2 separate regions of the Mus musculus genome follow, and region 1 is linked to region 2. A link is a loop called in an ENCODE intact Hi-C map of the cell type or tissue named here. Cell type or tissue: left cerebral cortex. All regions are shown on one strand.

What was found. A loop is a pair of places that touch in the nucleus more often than their neighbours do. Peaks named below come from ENCODE experiments on the same cell type or tissue, not always from the same donor. Only the 100,000 strongest peaks of a DNase experiment are listed, where the experiment ranks them.
Region 1: a loop joins it to region 2, with 7 times the contacts of the local background. A loop is called at or near these places in 9 of 42 quality-filtered maps.

Annotation. Positions count from the first base shown.
Region 1 is chr5:107,718,778-107,726,777 of GRCm38, forward strand. It overlaps Gfi1 (growth factor independent 1 transcription repressor), which reads right to left and starts at 5,566. Exons shown (of 6, transcript NM_010278.2): 1 at 4,947-5,566; 2 at 4,446-4,631; 3 at 2,599-3,086; 4 at 2,343-2,480; 5 at 1,333-1,498. The coding sequence starts at 5,061. RefSeq lists promoters at 5,197-5,585, 6,982-8,000, 7,153-7,387. In left cerebral cortex, no CTCF peak of the experiment used is centred here; DNase peaks (open chromatin) are centred at 4,565, 5,007, 6,539 and 7,591.
Region 2 is chr5:106,453,106-106,461,105 of GRCm38, forward strand. Barhl2 (BarH like homeobox 2) reads right to left here and starts at 5,061. Exons shown (of 3, transcript NM_001005477.1): 1 at 4,121-5,061; 2 at 2,345-2,570; 3 at 1-564. The coding sequence starts at 4,736. The coding sequence ends at 252. Gm33151 (a long non-coding RNA gene) reads left to right here and starts at 5,487. Exons shown (of 2, transcript XR_389476.3): 1 at 5,487-5,783; 2 at 6,338-6,634. In left cerebral cortex, no CTCF peak of the experiment used is centred here; DNase peaks (open chromatin) are centred at 4,448 and 4,604.

The DNA of each region.
Region 1 (8,000 bases), 1.3 Mb after region 2:
TTTCTTGATAAAGACTCACTTCACAAAAATTACCCTGTCCCTCTAGAGTCAAATATGTCTGTGAAATTAATTCTAGCCAAGATTTAATAAAATGCGTTAATAATTGTTTAATTAAATAAATGTTTAGTAAAGACTTAAATGTGTCATTCAGTCAAGATTCTATTTGCATTTTGATAAGTGTCTCAAACAACTTATAAAGAGTGAATTACATGGACATTTCAGACAGGGGGCATGATTAAAGTGAGGCTTTTTTTCCTGAGTTTTCTGATACAAATGTCTACACTGCTCACAAATATTTACAAACATTAATTGTGGGATCCTGGAAGGCACTGTGTTTTTTTAAATACAGGATCTTGCTGTATTGTCCTAGCTGGCCTAGGACTCTCTATGTAGCCGAGGCTAGCCTCCATCTCATCTGTCTCTGCCTCCTATGTGCCACTGTATCCAGCTGTGATTTGATTTAAAGAAATGTTCCTAAAGTCAGAAGTTGTGGTCTCATATAACTGTCATGTTGACGGTTACAGGAAATGCTTTTGGGGCAAGGGAATCACTTTAGTTGACAAGCTCCTGACAGTAAGCCTGCACATTTGTTCCTGAAGTGTTAAGGAAGGCAGGCGTCCAGGCTGGAAGCTAGAGAGAATTGAAATTTACTGAAACTGACTTGCTGTCTGAGTAAGAGGATCCCAATTTACTGTGTGGAGCAGGAGGAAAGGACCAAGGGAAATGAGCAATCTGAAACACTTGGGTGTTCTTAAAGCATTGTATAGTTAAGGAATTGTCACTGTTAGGGAACAAAATTTTGGCATTTCAAAAAGAACAACAAACGAATAGGAGTTTCCTCATTAACCACCTCCCACGGCTGTAAACCTCTACTACACAAGGAACAAGTCTCGACTATGATTTTGGGAGCTCAGACCAACAAACCTGAACTTGAGCCCTGTAATCCTGGATACGTTCTGAGCCTTGATTTCCTCATCTCATTTTTAAAATGAGGCTAAAGAAACAGTTACTGTCTCTGGAGTTGTCAACACAGACTCAGCAGGAAACTTGGTAACATTTGCCTTTCTTTTCCTGCTCAAACAAAGGAAGCTCTTATAAAAATGAAGTTTAGTTGACACATATGAATACCCATATCTCTAGTAAATATTTACATTGACCCTCTGGGAGGGCTTGATGCCGCACAGCTGTTGACATAGAGGAAGATACTCCTTCAGACTCAAGGACAAACCAGATTCACTCTGGGGGAGAACTCATCTACCACTCATTGGAGGTAGACTATCAGAGGGGAGTCATGTCCTTCAAGCATCTCCTACAAGCCCAGGTTTAGCTCACCTGTGTGGATGAAGGTGTGTTTCTTCATATCTGACTTCTGGTGGAATCTTTTGCCACAGTACTGACAGGGATAGGGCCGGGTGTCCGAGTGAATGAGCAGATGTGTGGACAGCGTGGATGACCTCTTGAAGCTCTTGCCACAGATCTTACAGTCAAAGCTGCGTTCCTGCAGAGCAGAGAGGAAGAGAGGAGGAAGAAATGTGCCGCTCCTTCAGCAGCCTCCTTGGCGCTTGTGCTCTCTCTCTCTCTCTCTCTCTCTCTCTCTCTCTCTCTCTCTCTCTCTCTCTCTCTCTCCAACATCTACTGATCTCCCAGAGCCAGAAACCCTCTCCTCTCTCCCTCCACCCCATCATTCAACACCTACTGATTAACTACTAAAACACTTTACAGCCACAACCCTCCACACCCCAGGACAAAAGCGTAGCTCCGCCCTGCATTTTTGACACCCATTGACACCCTCCTCAGCAGGACCTCAGCCACTTAGATTGCCCCTCCTCCCCAGTCACTGTGGGGTTTGGACCAGATGGGCTGCTGTCACAGACACTTGTGTAGTATTTTGCTTATCTCCCTCTCTTTAATCCACCATACAGGACCTGCTGTGCTACAGGATTCTCAGGTGCCTAAAGCCTTAGATTTAGGCAAGTTATAAAGCAATGAATGAATGAATGAATGAATGACCAGCATTCGCTACTGGACGCTGCGCATGAACTGAGACCCTCCCTTGCCAGTCAGGAAGGATGAAGGGAACATAAACAGTAAAGTCAGTGCATTAGCAGCAAATGTCAACAAATCTCCAACAGAATTCCACTGCTGGAGACTCACAGCGGTGCGACACTGCAATCTAAGATTGCAGCACACTCCAGGACTTCTGTCACCCAGGTTTCTCTGCACCCCCAAATAGGAGCAAGCAGAGGGGGCACCGGGAGGCAGTGGGAAAATGGCTGGTGCCGATTCGGAGGACAAGCTGAAAGGTCCCCAGTGCAGCGTCAGGCCGCCAGCGCCGATCTTACCTGGGAGTGCACTGCCTTGTGTTGCTCCAGGCTCACCGCGTGCCCGAAGGTCTTGCCGCACATCTCGCACGCAAAGGGTCTTGTGCCGCTGTGGGACCGGCGCACGTGCACCTCCAGCCCGTGCGGTGTGGAGAACACCTGAGGGCGAGTGGGGGGCCAGGGAGAAGGCCGCTGAGGGGGGTCGCGGGGTGCGCATGCTGGAGGGTCACGGACTGGGGACACAGGGCTGATGAGGCCAGGCGCGCGCGAGCCTCACCTTGCTGCATTTGATGCATTTGTAGGAGCCGCCGCCCAGCAGCAGACGGGTGCAAAGCAGCTCCGACTCCACCTTGACGCCCACGCTCTTGTCCGCGTGCAGCTCGTGGCCATGATCTTGGTACAGCCGGCCTGCTGCTGTGCTCGGCCGCTCGTACAGCCCGGCCGCCGCAGGCGCGAAGTCGCCGTAGAGCCCCAGGCCCGCAGCGCTGGTGGCGCCCCCGGCGACCCCGCAGCTCCCTGGCTGTCCCGCACCGGCTCCGCCCGCAGCCTGCTCGGGGCCGTAGCGCGCTGCCGGGCGGCCCGGCTCCGAGCCGCGCTCGCAGAAGAGGCTCAGGCCCGCGCTGCGCTCCAGCGCGCTGCACTGCCGATAGCTCTGCACCAGGTGCCGCAGGTCAGACCCAGCAAGACCGCTCCATGCATAGGGCTTGAAAGGCAGCGTGTAGGGCTGGGCTTCGTCCAGAGAGCGGCACAGTGACTTCTCCGACGCTGTGAAGGCACAGGAGGCCATTGAGTCAAGTTCGAGGCTGCTGGGCGGAGCCCGCAGTGCACCATCACTATTGTCAGGCGCCCTAGCTGATTAGAAAGCCAAGTACCCCCGACACCCGGGGTGAAACTCAGGTAGGCCCGCGGGGCTTCCAGGACCAGTGACAGAGCAGTAAAGTGATACTTAAAATGATACAGGTTGAAGAGGTGGGTAAATTCGTTTTGATGGTTCTCTGGCTGGACCCCACCCACCCCCAGTCCCCAGAACCTGCTAGAAAGATTGAGACAGACAGGAGAACTTAGGTCTAGGGTCCTGACTCCTTTCAAGTACTCCTCTACTCAATTCCTTTCTCTTTGCAATAGATTAGGAAGAACGGAGAAGGCCGATCCACGTTGAGTCCAGGTTATCTAGGAGTATCAGACTAAACAAACTGGAATGTCCCCAAGATTTCTCAAAGCTATGACGCAAGGGGCAGCAGACAAGGGCGCGAAGTATGCCCATCCCTGATAAATTTCTGATGAAAAATTACAGTTAAAAATTACACTACCTTCAGAAGAACTCCTCTCCCTTCACACACGTGAATTTTGCTAAAATTGGATATTGAATGAATGCAAGTAAATGCACACTCCATTCTGGGCGGACCTGTCCCATAGCAGCTTGGTCACACAGCTAGGAAGAACCAACCCTCTGCTTGTGGGGGTGAATGAGCTAATAGTGTGAAAGGGAAATAGCCTGCTCTTAGTAGAATTTGGATTGGTCTCCTTTCTACTTCTGCTGTGACCCGAGATATCCCCCCCCACCTCCACCCCCACCCCACCCCCACCCCACCCCCATCAACTCTAGTCAATTGCTCCCTGGAAATGAGCCCGAGCATGCTGGTGCCCCTGCCTGGGCCCTCTTAGCAGAAGGGGAGAAAATGAAACTTTTGAAGACAGAGCCAGCGAGCTGAGATTTTCAGCAGCAGCCTTGCACTCCAGTGTGGTGCCCAGCTCTGTACCGCTCAGACTGCCCAGGTCTCTTGTTTGAAGTATTCAGGTCTGGGTCCTGGATTCTGGGATCTGACAATTTCTAAACAATGAATTCTGGACATAAAAGAAATGCCAGCCAGAGAAGGACCAGTTCGTTTGACCTCGCCTGTTAGTTCCAGGCAAACGAATTAAGGGCCAGCCTGGAGCTAAGGGACTTAGAAGGAGGCAGAGGACACTTTGGGCAAGGTGTCCAGCACAAAAGCTGGATGCCTCCCCTGAACCCTGTTCCCTTAGGAGCCAGATCCCTAGGCCGACCCTCTGCATCCCTTGTGCGGGCTTCCCTCCGTGCTGCGACTCCAGAACTCTGCCACAAGACCTCGAATCAAGGCTTACCTGGAGACACGGAGGGAGAAGGGGGCCTCCAAAAGTCCTCGAACTCGGAGCAGGGGTCACAAACGCTGCCTTCGCAGCTGTTGGGGGACGCGGAGGCCCTGTCGGGAGCCTCGGTAAGCTGAGAGTCGGGGGACAAACGCTCTCGGGGCTCCATTTTCGACTCGCCTGCACTCACAGCGCCGCCCTCTGCGGAAAAGATTCAGGAGAGAAATAAACCTAAACCTGGCCGAACTGAAGTGGTTCCACCGTGGCGCCCGTGTCCTCCTCTGTCCACTCTGACCCAACCGGGAGCCCTCCCTCCCGAATTCAAGAGCCGACTGCGAGCGCCAGGGGCATCTCTGGCAAGCTCAGCAAATCTGAGCACCGGGAAACAAAAACAAAAACAAAAAAGCACCCGAGGGGCGTTAGGATAGCCTCCCCCGATTCCTAGGAAACGAGGTGGCTTGGAGCAGAGTCGGTGTCCTCGGCAGCTGCCCTACCCGGCCTCTGCGCGCTTCGCACCTGCTCTGCCCGGCGCAGGCACGGTCTCCAGGCGCAGGGAGTAGTCCGGCCCCGGAGAACGCGGCTGGTGATAGCTGTGCGCCTTCTTGCTCTTGACCAGGAATGAGCGCGGCATGGTGGTCAGCCGCTGGACGAATGTTTGGACCCTCGGATACTCTGAGTTCTGAGAGAAGGGGGAAAATTGGGTGGAAACGAGGGTCAGCACCGATGGCGGTTGTGGTAGGTTCCCAGGCCAAGGAAGAGTGTGGGCCAGGGAGGAGAGAGGGAAGCCGCGGGAGGAGGGGCCTGGACCCAGGCGCCACGCTCACCAGGTGGCACTCGGACAGGTGGCACGAATCCCGGCCTCCGCCGCCACTGCAACAGCTCAGTGGTAAAACCTGTCCCCAGGCTCTGGCTCTGGTCCCTTTGCTCTGCCCTGCCCACGCCTCAGCCCCTCCCCTTCCCTACCAAAGCTAGATCATCACTCTCCTGAGAGCAGTAGTCCACAACTGGTCCGTTATCCCAAGTCAACCCTGCAAGCCCACCTGCTCCCTTCTGGGTTGTGGCTCACGCCAGGGATGCGTGGCTTAGTTTAGCCAGTCAGGGGGCATCAGTGTTTGGGACCCGGAAGGGGCTTGGAGCCAAAACCTCCAGGAGCCCCGCGACGAACAGAAGCGAAAGAGGGGCGTACTAGGGACTGGTTTGCCTAGGGACTATGTGCTGCAGTGGCTGGAGCAGAAGTCAGGAAGCCAGAGGCACAGGAAAGTGAGGTGGGAGTGGCAAAGGACCAACACTTGTCCCAGGAGAAACGCCCACTGGAATAGTGGTGTGGCACCGGCCAGGACGGCGACCACTGAGAAACATTCCAGACCTGTAGGCCTTGCTTCAGAAACTAAGTCCCAGAAAGAATTATTTTCTGATCTGCTCACCAAAAATCTTGTCCTAGGGAAGTTGAGTTTAAACTGCGTGCTTACTGGCAAACACGCGGTGCCCAAATTTAATGAGTGCCAACGACTTCGCGGGCCAGCAAGATGAAACCGGAGCGCGCACGAGTGAGCAGTGGCCAGAAGGCCTGGCCAGGAGGCCAGGGTCCCTGAGCATGACCGAGAGCTGGCGTCGCTCTCTTTAACCCCCAATCAGTTCACCTAATCTCGGGTCGAAACCTGAGCCCTGCAGGAGGCGGGGCTGAGACTGCGTCCCAGCTCCTGGCCCGCTCCGGGGGCGACCCTAGGGAGGCCTAGGGTGAAACGAATCCGCCTGCCTCCAAGGTCCAAGGCAATAGAGGCTGAACGGCGGCGGCGGGCTCAAAGACTGGGGCACAGGCCGGCGCACGCCCCGGGTCTTTGGGCTTCGTGCAGTTCAGACTGAGGAACCCGAGCCTCTTCGCCACCCCCCCCCAGGAGCGCGTACAGAACACACCCTGTTGTACCCACTTAAAAGGAGCCCAAGGACTCCTGCTTCAGATTCCCAGTCATAATGTATAGTCACACGCCTTGGTCGGGTTTGGCTCCCAGAACCCAGGCTCCGGCGCTTTAATTTTCCCGCACTCCCTGTCTGTACAGCCAGACGCTCCAACCAGAGGACAATTCTTAAAGCAAGCATGAAGAGCAAGAAAACAGGGCAAGAGTTCTGGAGGCCTCGATGAGGTTCGGTCCTGCGATAGCCAAGAACGGGACCCGTGGGAAGCAGGGCTGTCTGGTCCCGCGCTGGGTCTGCGCGTCAGCACCACGCGGGACAGGGTAGACACAGAGGTGGCGTCCTCGCCCAGGCCACAAACCTACGCTTCGGAGGGCTTTGCTGGGTTCCGGGTAGGAGGGGTAAGGGGATGGCAAGGAGGCCCAGCGCGTGGGAAGGCAACCTCGTGCTGCAGCTGGCGTCCAGGGGGCGGGGCGGCACGCTCCTGGCACAGCGGCCCGCCAGGCTTCCCCTGGTCATCTGAGGCTGGAAATTCGGGAGCTGAAGGCAAGGCGCTCAGAAGGAGGCCTCCAGAAGCCCGCTGCCGCCACATGCCCACCAGATGTTTTCTTCCTGCGTGGATCCCACTCTGCTATCTAACCGCTAAACTGTGTGCCCCTCTATTCCAGATCTTTCGCTCCACCGCTTGGGTGGCTCCAGAACCCAGCAGCCGATGCTCTGCAGCAGGTGGGGACCCGCCTGCGCCCTCGGGACGTCCCCACAGTGTCAATGTACTCCTACCAGTCCTCGAGGCCACCCCCGCCTGAGCGGGAGGCACAGCAGTTCAGCAAACCTACCTTCGGGGTCAGGGCGCGGGCACCGAGCTCTGAGAGTGTGCAAACTGAATCTTGCTTTCGGGAGAGACTGATCTGTCTCTCTGACTTTTTTTTTTTTTTTTTTTTTAATCTCCTTCGGAGCTCAGCCCCCAAAACCACAAACTTCACTTCCTGAGCGTTAGAGGCGCTCACTAGCCTTCTCAACCCCAGCCCCATCCCCCAGTGGGACAGCGGGCCACGAGCCTCCTTTGCGCAAGGGGTCAGGAGGTGACAGGAAGGGGGTATCCTTGCCAACTCCTTGGGCACCCCTGAGCAGCCCCCAATTTGTTTGTCTGTGGGATCGCGGGGCTATCTATAGAGTCCCCGGGATGTCTGAGAAATCAGCACTAGAAATGACTAGAAAGAAAATCGAAGTATTCTTGGCTCCTGGAGACTTCCGCAGCGAGAAGTCACAGATTCAGGACACAGATTGACAGGAGCTGCGGGCGCTGGTAGCAGGCAGCTCGCACGGCTCCCGTGGGCACCCCAATCCTGTCGACTGTTTGGGCAGCATCGCCCCGATCGCGGCCGTGAATCACCGGACCCCGGTGCCACCGGCCTGGAGTCCGGCCACTGGCCACCGCGTCCGCAGAAAGAAACCTGCGCCTCGGGCCCCGAAATAACTTGTTGTGGAAACACTTGAGGATAAATACGCCCAACGAAGCTGAAAATACCTTGACACCCAATCCCAGAGGTTTGCTCATTTCCCTTCGGATTTAGGTAACGGTTAAATTTGGAAGAGGTGGGCGAGCGTCGAGCCCAGCGAACAAGGGCCGGGCTGGTGGCGCGTCCCGCGGGCGCCGGC
Region 2 (8,000 bases):
TCACTTACTGGTTGCACTTTTCAGTATTTTCTCCAGTCACACTCGGGGAGCTTTGCAGCCCTGCCTCTGAGTGGGCAGATGGAGATCTGAGAGCTGGCTGGTCCTTGGGGACCCCAGCCCACCGGTGAGCTCCCCCTTTTACTCCTCTGCCTCTATTCCAGTTGGTTTGGTGCGGGAAGAGGCGGGGCAGCCGTCCGGGGTGAGGTGGGAACCTGGAGGGCTGTGGCACTGTCCCTCCTGTCCCTCCTTCCTCACCGGGGATGCGGGGTGCCTGGGATGGGGTTGGACAAAGGGTTGAGGGCCGGCTGTCCCCCAGGCCCCAGGCCGTGGATGAGCACGCGGGGTACCAGCGGCCGCTGCAGCTGCGGATGAGGTGCTGGAGGAGTTCGGTACATGCTGCTGTACATGGCCGCGGCCGCCGCCGCCGCCGTGGTGCTGTCCATGCTCCCCAGCAGGCTTGGGTGATAGAAATAAGGCGACGGAAACATCCTCTGCAGCGCGGAGTAGTTCCCGGCCTCGGCTAGCAGCTCCAGGCCCACTGCAGTCTGCCGCTTCCACTTGGTTCTGAAAGAAATCGGGTGGGCGCGGGTGGCGGCTGCGGAGGATGGTCCCGGGACCGCGCCCGCCGCTCCCCGCTCTCCCCTATCCTCCCTACTTCAGGAAGGCCTGGGGAACCTCAAATACACCTCTCCTGCCCCCACCCCCACTCTGCTTCACCCACGCGCTCTCAGGACGGCCCAGGCCCAAAATCAGTTCTTCAAACTACGTCTTCTACGTGGGGACACTCGCAGATGGAGTCGTACAAGCTTCACTGCCTTCTCTGGCCCTCTGCCCTACAGTCTGCCCCACGATTTAACTATATCCTGCAACTTTCCCGGAGGCCAAATGAAATCCCATCTTTTCACCAGCCTTCTTCCCTTGGTCCCCCAATTCTCCTCCAATCTTCTCTGACCAGAAATCTCAGAAAGGTTGGATCTCGGCCCCTCCCCCCATCACACCCAAGGAAACCAAAACCAGAAACAAAGGGCGGCTGACACTCCGGGTTTGCACTCTCCATGGCTGCCGGGACAGTTCCTCCCTAAGTCTGACCAGGCATTACAGGCTTAGGGAAGAAGGGCGACGAGGTTCAAACTGGAATTCGTTTGAGAGTGAGCTCTCCCTAGGGAGCGGTACCTCCGACCATTCTAGGTGGAAGGAAATGGGTCTCAAGATATTCTCTCCTTAAAAGAGAAAGTAGTGCTTAAACCCTGTGATCCATTTTTTTTGGGGGGAGGGGGTCTCCTCTCTTCCCACTGCACCAAGCTGGGAGAGAGGACTTTACTCGAATGCCCTAGGAAGGCAAGCCTGGTGGAGCATCCATACCCAGCAGCTCTAGCCAAATTAATAAACATGTCGCCGGTTTTAAATTGGCTACAGATGACACTAATGTTCTCCGACAGAATTAGGGTGGCTGAAACCGTATGTAATGAGACAGAAAATTATGGTAAGATGACAACTGGACGGGCATTTCCAACCCCACTTATGAACGATTAGGACACAAACGACAGAGGGGGCAGAGAATTGAGCCTAGAGAGTTTAGCACCAGGTGTGGAAACAGGACATAACCTCAACTCCTACTGCCCAAGTCTGTCCCTAGCCACCAGGGTGAGGCCAGACACTTTCTTAATGTCTTTTTTTAATCAGTCACATGGGACAGGGTTTGTGTCCCCTCCCCACCCTTCCTCTTTATGAGACTGCAGAAACAGCCAGGACATGGGGACAGACAATTCCCTCCCCTTCCCCCACGCACACTGTTGAGTAGATGCTCAAGCAGCTGCCTGATTCTCCAGCCCATGGCCTCCAGTCCAGCTCTAATCCAGATGGGTTTCCCTGATCTTCCATGTTATGGCAACCAAGGCTTGGACTTTGGCTTTCCCAACTGCCTAACATTTAAGCCAAGGCTGGTGGGACAGCTCTGTGAAGATCTCAATAGCTAGGCCATGTTGCTTGACACAGATATTTGGAGCCAGCTTGTGGCAGTTCTAAGGGTACTCTGCGCACACAGATTCCTCCTGGGTGTCAGTTACACAGATATTTCAACCTGAGTGCGGCTTGACTTGAGGACAAAATGAGGGAAACTGTGGTGCCTCGAGTTTCTGGGGGGCAGGGAGAGAGAACCAAATGTTAAGACATTTAGAGCACAAAAGTGTTCAAACTCCCGGTGTCCTCAGTCACTCCCATTTGGATGTGTGCCTAACCTCTGCCCCAAGAATACCCACTACAGACCCTGTGACTCTCTGTCCCGCATCTCCAGGAGAGAAGATGGTACCGGCCTGGCCTGCAGGGACCCAGTGGCTCTCCTCACCTTCGGTTCTGGTACCAGGTCTTGACTTGGGTGTCAGTGAGGTTGAGTGCGGCCGCCAGGTCCATTCGGTCCTGGACACTTAGGTACTTCTGCCGCTCAAAGCTACGCTCCAGCTGGTTGAGCTGGTGGTCTGAGAAAGCTGTCCTGGCCTTTCGAGGTTTCTTGGCTCTCACGGGGGGACTCTCTCGGCTACTTGTAATCTCCCGGTCTCCTTCCTCCTTTGTTCCTAGGGTAGAAACAGTGACAGGGTTCTGTAAATCAGCCTGAACCGAGGAAGAGAGGAGTGTCCACCTGGCACACACCTCCACACCCCCACACCCTTTCCTGGGCCTTGGAGAGCAGAGAGGCCTGAGAGAGTTTAAGTGTCTGTGGTCTCCTGTTTCTAGTTCTCTTTGGTCTGAGAGGAGGTTATGTTATGCTCCTCTTTGTTGTTTTCAAAGGGATGTTCTTTGTAAGGCACTCTCCAAAGTCTTTCTACTCTGTTTTCAAGACAGGCAGACTTCAGGACGTTGCTCTAATATTTTTCCTGCTAGCTGGAACTTAGATGCCTTTGTTTCTTTTCAGATGCATTTGGAAAATGTTAAGACTCAAACCTTCTGCAGACCTCCTCTGTATCGGGTCCCTTCCAAGCTTCAGAGAGAATGTGTCACTGAACTGAGCTCAAAAAACACTTGAGCCCATCCAGGTGACAGCACAGAAATTTCCGGATTCTATTTGTCAAGTTTGGTTTTTTGCTGAAATGCTAGGAAATCGATATGTCAATCCCTCTCCGTTTGTACCGGTTTGTGCAGTACTCCTTGATCTTCCCTGCAGGAAGAACAATAATCTCTCTAATTGACCCACTGGGGAGGTTGGTGAACGAGAAATCGCCAGACCAGACTGTACATCTGTTTGGGGCACTATTATGCTAATGCTATAAACAGTAAAATGAAGAGCCCATGTCCTAGAAGGTAGGAACCTTCTAGATTGCAATCCTTACCAGAGAAAAATTAAGCATTAATAATAATAATAATAATAATAATAATACCACTAAAGATGGGGGAAATCTCCCTGGTGTTTTAAAATCTTTTGCAATGCAAAGACAAGAACAGTTACTTATGAAATTGAAATTGCCCAAGACGAAAATAGGGTATTAAAAGATAAATTTCCATTGTTGTCTTGATTTTACAAAAACAAATTCCATAAAATTTAGTTTTCACAAATATTTGTTATTGGAAAGGGCCAGAAGAGGGGTATCGGTGAGAAGGGTGTTCTTAAAAAACAGGCTATGATTTGTTTTCTGTATTAATCATCAATTAGTAAAAATGAATTGCTCCTGTAATAATGTTGGAAATTTTTCTAACATTAAATCAGACAATTCCTGTGACGGCATTTAGAAAACATGGAGGGGGCATTTGGAAAATACTGGGGTGGTATTGCATTCAAAAATAAACATCAAGTTGTGATCACAGACCTAGACAACCACAACTGGCTACCAGCTTCTCTCCACCCCTTCCCACTCCCATTCCCAAGGTCTCAGCTAAAAGAAGAAAAAAAAAAAATCCCAAGTAAGCCTCTGTTTTCAACGAAAAGTGTCTCCCATCCTATCTCTTCAGTTACCACCTTCCTCCAGCACATTTAAAATTAAGTAAAACAAAGAACGGAGCCGGATGGCCGCAAAGGTTGTGGGGCAGAAATGTAACCAACAGAACTTAAGGTGCGTCGCTAAATCGCACGCCTAGGCCCCTCTCCTTCGGCGGTCACTCAAGTGACCCGGGCAGCTCCGGCGCAACTCACCGTGGCATTTGATGTCGCTCTGGGGGTCTTCTCTCTTGTCCAGCTTGGTTTTGCCGTCCTCCTGCTCAAGCTTTGGCCTGAAGCTCTCGTGTGCCGCGTTGCTCTCCTGCTTCGGGGTGTGATGAGGAGAAGAAACGCTGGTGCTGTAGGGTGCACAAGCCGCCAGGGGTTTGCTGTCTCCCAAGATGTCCTTAATTAAAAAGGAAGAGGTGGAAGTCCTGGGGGCCGCGGCGGCCGAGCCCAGCTGCTGGGCTGCTGACTGCGGCTGCGGCGGCGGTTGCTGTTGGGGCGAAGGCTGCAAACTTTGCGCGGGGACCGCGGATGGTGGCGGCGGCTGTTGGCTGTGGTGGAGGTGATGGTGATGCTGGGGTCCGTCTGTCACAAGATGCGGCTCCGGGGGTTCCAGGGTGACCGAGATCGGTGAAGAGGGCGCCGTTCCCACGGTATCAATCTCCGAACAGGGTGACGGGGTGGCCTGGCTCCTAAAATCCGTTGTCCTCGCTTCACCGAGCGATCGGAAATCCCCGTTCATCATGCCGGGGCTCCCGGAACCGGCACCGGACAAAATAGTGTCTATTCCAAAACTCGACCCGCTGGCCCCTTCCATTGCTGTCATTTCTACATGAGGTCCACGCTACTCCGCGGATCAGCCGCCGCCGGGACCAAGCAAGGGAAACTACCGATCGTAAAACAAAATAGACACTAAAAAGCGTTGACACTGCTTTAAAAAAAAAAAAAAGTGGGGAGGGAATGAAGGATAATGGGAGGTGACAATTGGTGGGCACTTTCGACTCAACTTTTCCCCCTTATACAAAAAGTAAAGAGAAAAAAATTTGAGGGGAAAGCCCCCAAATGCCACAAGCGGGAAGGTGTGCTCCGCTCCGCTGGACCACCGCGCACGTGGGCGGTGGCAGCGGAGAGCAGCACCGAGACTAAGATGCTGGCCGCTGGAGCAACCCCGCCGCCGCCACCTGCACCGCCACCGCCGCCGCCTGGGTCTGCCCACTGCCCGATCCCGGGCGGCGGCGGCGGCGGCCGGAGCAGGTGCAGCGACCGCTAAGGCCGGGCGGTCCCGGAGGTGACCGCCGTGCGTGACCCGGCAGTCCCGGAGCCGAGTTTCTGAACTTTGTTGGAAAGTTGCGGAGCGAACGCGGCCGCCGCCGCCCCGGGAGGAGGAGAAGCAGCGAAGGAGCAAGCGCGGGCGCAGGAGACCGCGGACAGGCGGCGCCCGGCGACTCCCGCCGCTGCCCCGCGCGTTGGCTTGTCATCCGCGGGCTCGCGGGCGGCGCCGACCCCCTCCCGTGACGTCACGGCCCCCGCCGCCGCTCCCCGCCCGCGCCCCCGCCGCCCGGGCCCCGCGCCCCATTGGCCGCTGCGCGCCAGCCAGCGACGCCGGCGTGCCGGGAGCCAATGGGCGCGCTCCTGGCCAGCCCGTCAGCAGCGCGCCTCGAACCCCGCTGCTCTTTTGAGAACCGAACCTCGGTGCGCCCGCAGCCCTGAGCCCAACGCCTACTCCAGGGGTCCAAGTGGTACCCACTGTAACGAGTACCCGGCCAGGGAGATGGGGAGAGACCAGAAGGGCACTGGAGAAGGGAGCCCCCGGGCGGGAAGCGGGGAAGCAGTACGGATCGTTAGATGTGCCCGTGCTAAGTCAGATTGGAGGGTGAGTGGAGAGGCCGCGAAGGGCAAAAGGATCCTGCGGCTCCCGGTGGCCTGCAGCGCAGCCCCGCTCGCACGGTTCCCAAGCACGCTTGAGCAGAGCGGAAACACGAGGAGCAGGGGATAGAGGTGCTGAGGGACCCCACGGGGAAGTGTGTGACACCAGAGCCAGAGCTCCGCGTGGGCCTGCAACGTCTGAGCTCTACTCTCCCCACAGGAGCCGGTGCGCTCCAGCTCGGTCCAACCGGGTAGCAGATCCAGGAGAGGCACTGAGCTGGGGGGCTACATCTTTGACCCCCCTGTCGGGAAGGATCGGGCCTTTGGCTCCAAATCCCGCTTTGTCTCCAGTCAGAGCCTGTGCTGGAAGAAATGCCGGGCCAAGCACTTTCTCCCGAACCGGGAAAAACCCCGGGCGAGGCGTTCTCCAGCGGCGCGGGCAGCTGTGGTTCCCTGCGGCATCAGGCTGCTGTGGGGCCGCGGGAACTGGGTGGCTGGTCCGCAGCCTGAGCTCCCGCAGCTCCTCCCTCCAATGCTTCCATCCCCTCCCCACTGTGGCAGGCCTTGGTTTTGGAAAGGAAACAGTCACCGCCGATCCATTTGGGACCTGGAACGCGACTGTGACGCCGCCTTGTCGGAGGGTATCAACTTGCATTCTTTCTTCAGGACGTCTCCAACCTGTCTCTTGTTGAATGTCAGAGTAATGGGAAGCGCCAGTGACAAGCCGGCGTATTACTCCTGATTAAGTGCCGTGTCAACCTAATTAGCAGAGTAATTATAAGGTGCTAATGAATGATTCAAAGTTCTTTGAGTTACATTTTACTCCAAATTACCATTTTTAAGAACCTTATGAATCTGCGTGGTTGGCATCGTTTCCGTGACCGTATAGAATGATGTCAGTAAAGGACAGGGTTTAGTGGCGATTATGGACGTCGCCTTGCTTTTCTTTTCTTTTCTTTTCTTTTCTTTTCTTTTCTTTTCTTTTCTTTTCTTTTCTTTTCTTGTCTGGTTGAGGACCCTCTTGAGAGGTATCCCGGAGGCATATGACCTCCTGAGATCTTCCTTCCTCCGGGGTGAGTCCCAGATCTGGAAGATGGTGGTGATTCATCCTAAGGACATCTAGATCTTTGGTCCGGGTTGGGGTGGGGGTGTCTCCCGCGTTATTTCAAGAGTGTGTTGAGCTGTTTCCTACCGTCATGGTGTCACTTATCGTCCCCCTGTCTCTGAAAAGGTACTGAGGCTACCAAGACCATCTAGATAGCACTCTCCTTTCTTAGGCGAGCAGACATTTATTTATCACGGAACTACGGTTGGTGAGCCGAAGCCAAGACGTGCTGCAGGCAGACGCTGGTGGCCTGAGGGATCCAGGAAACCCTCTATAGCCACGTGGCTCGCCCCCGCGGGTGGCGACGGGCCTGTCTAGGCTGCCGCCTCAGAGTCTTTAGACAGTAGTAGTCTTTGGCGCCAGAACTGGGTGCTAGCCCTGCAGACCCTCCCAGGTTAGGCCTTGGTCTTCCCTTCAGAGCTTGCGACCACGGGCTGGGGTCTGATTTTACTGAGGCAACTGATCTCAGACTCCCAAGCCCCGGATAGACATTGTTGGCACCCTGAGCCCCTGGCACAGATGACCCCTGCGGAAAGGGCGGAAGGGTGCCTGGAGTGCGGCAAACGCTACTCTTCCTTCCTGGTCCGTTATCGATTAGAGTTTCCATCACCCCCAAAACAATCCAAATGAAGCGCTCCTCGAGCTGGGGGCCCCAATTCACAGCCAGCTTTCGAAAGCGAGGAAGGGGAAGAAACATTTAAAATCCAGTACTGACGGCCCTGCACAAATCAATTATTCTCGACCTTGATAAATAATTCATTTAAGCCTGTTTTTGTTTTGTTCCAACGCCCACAACGACTCAAGAGCTCAAAGGCTGACGGCACAGCTTGTGCGGGGCAGGTCGGCAGGGTGTTTTTCTTGGAATAATTCGCAACATTGGCAGGGAGGCGATGGGGATATGACCTAAGAAAAGATGGAATGTGAAGAGAAAGGAAAAGAGGGCCTCTGTGTGTGTGTGTGTGTGTGTGTGTGTGTGTGTGTGTGTGTGTGTACGCGCGCGCTCAGGGGATGGGGATCCATGAAACTCCAAAGCAAACTCAGTAGGCCCCCAACCCTGTGAATGTTTCCGATTATATTTTTAAAGAAAAGTCAATACCAAATTTTCTAGGGTTGGAGAGG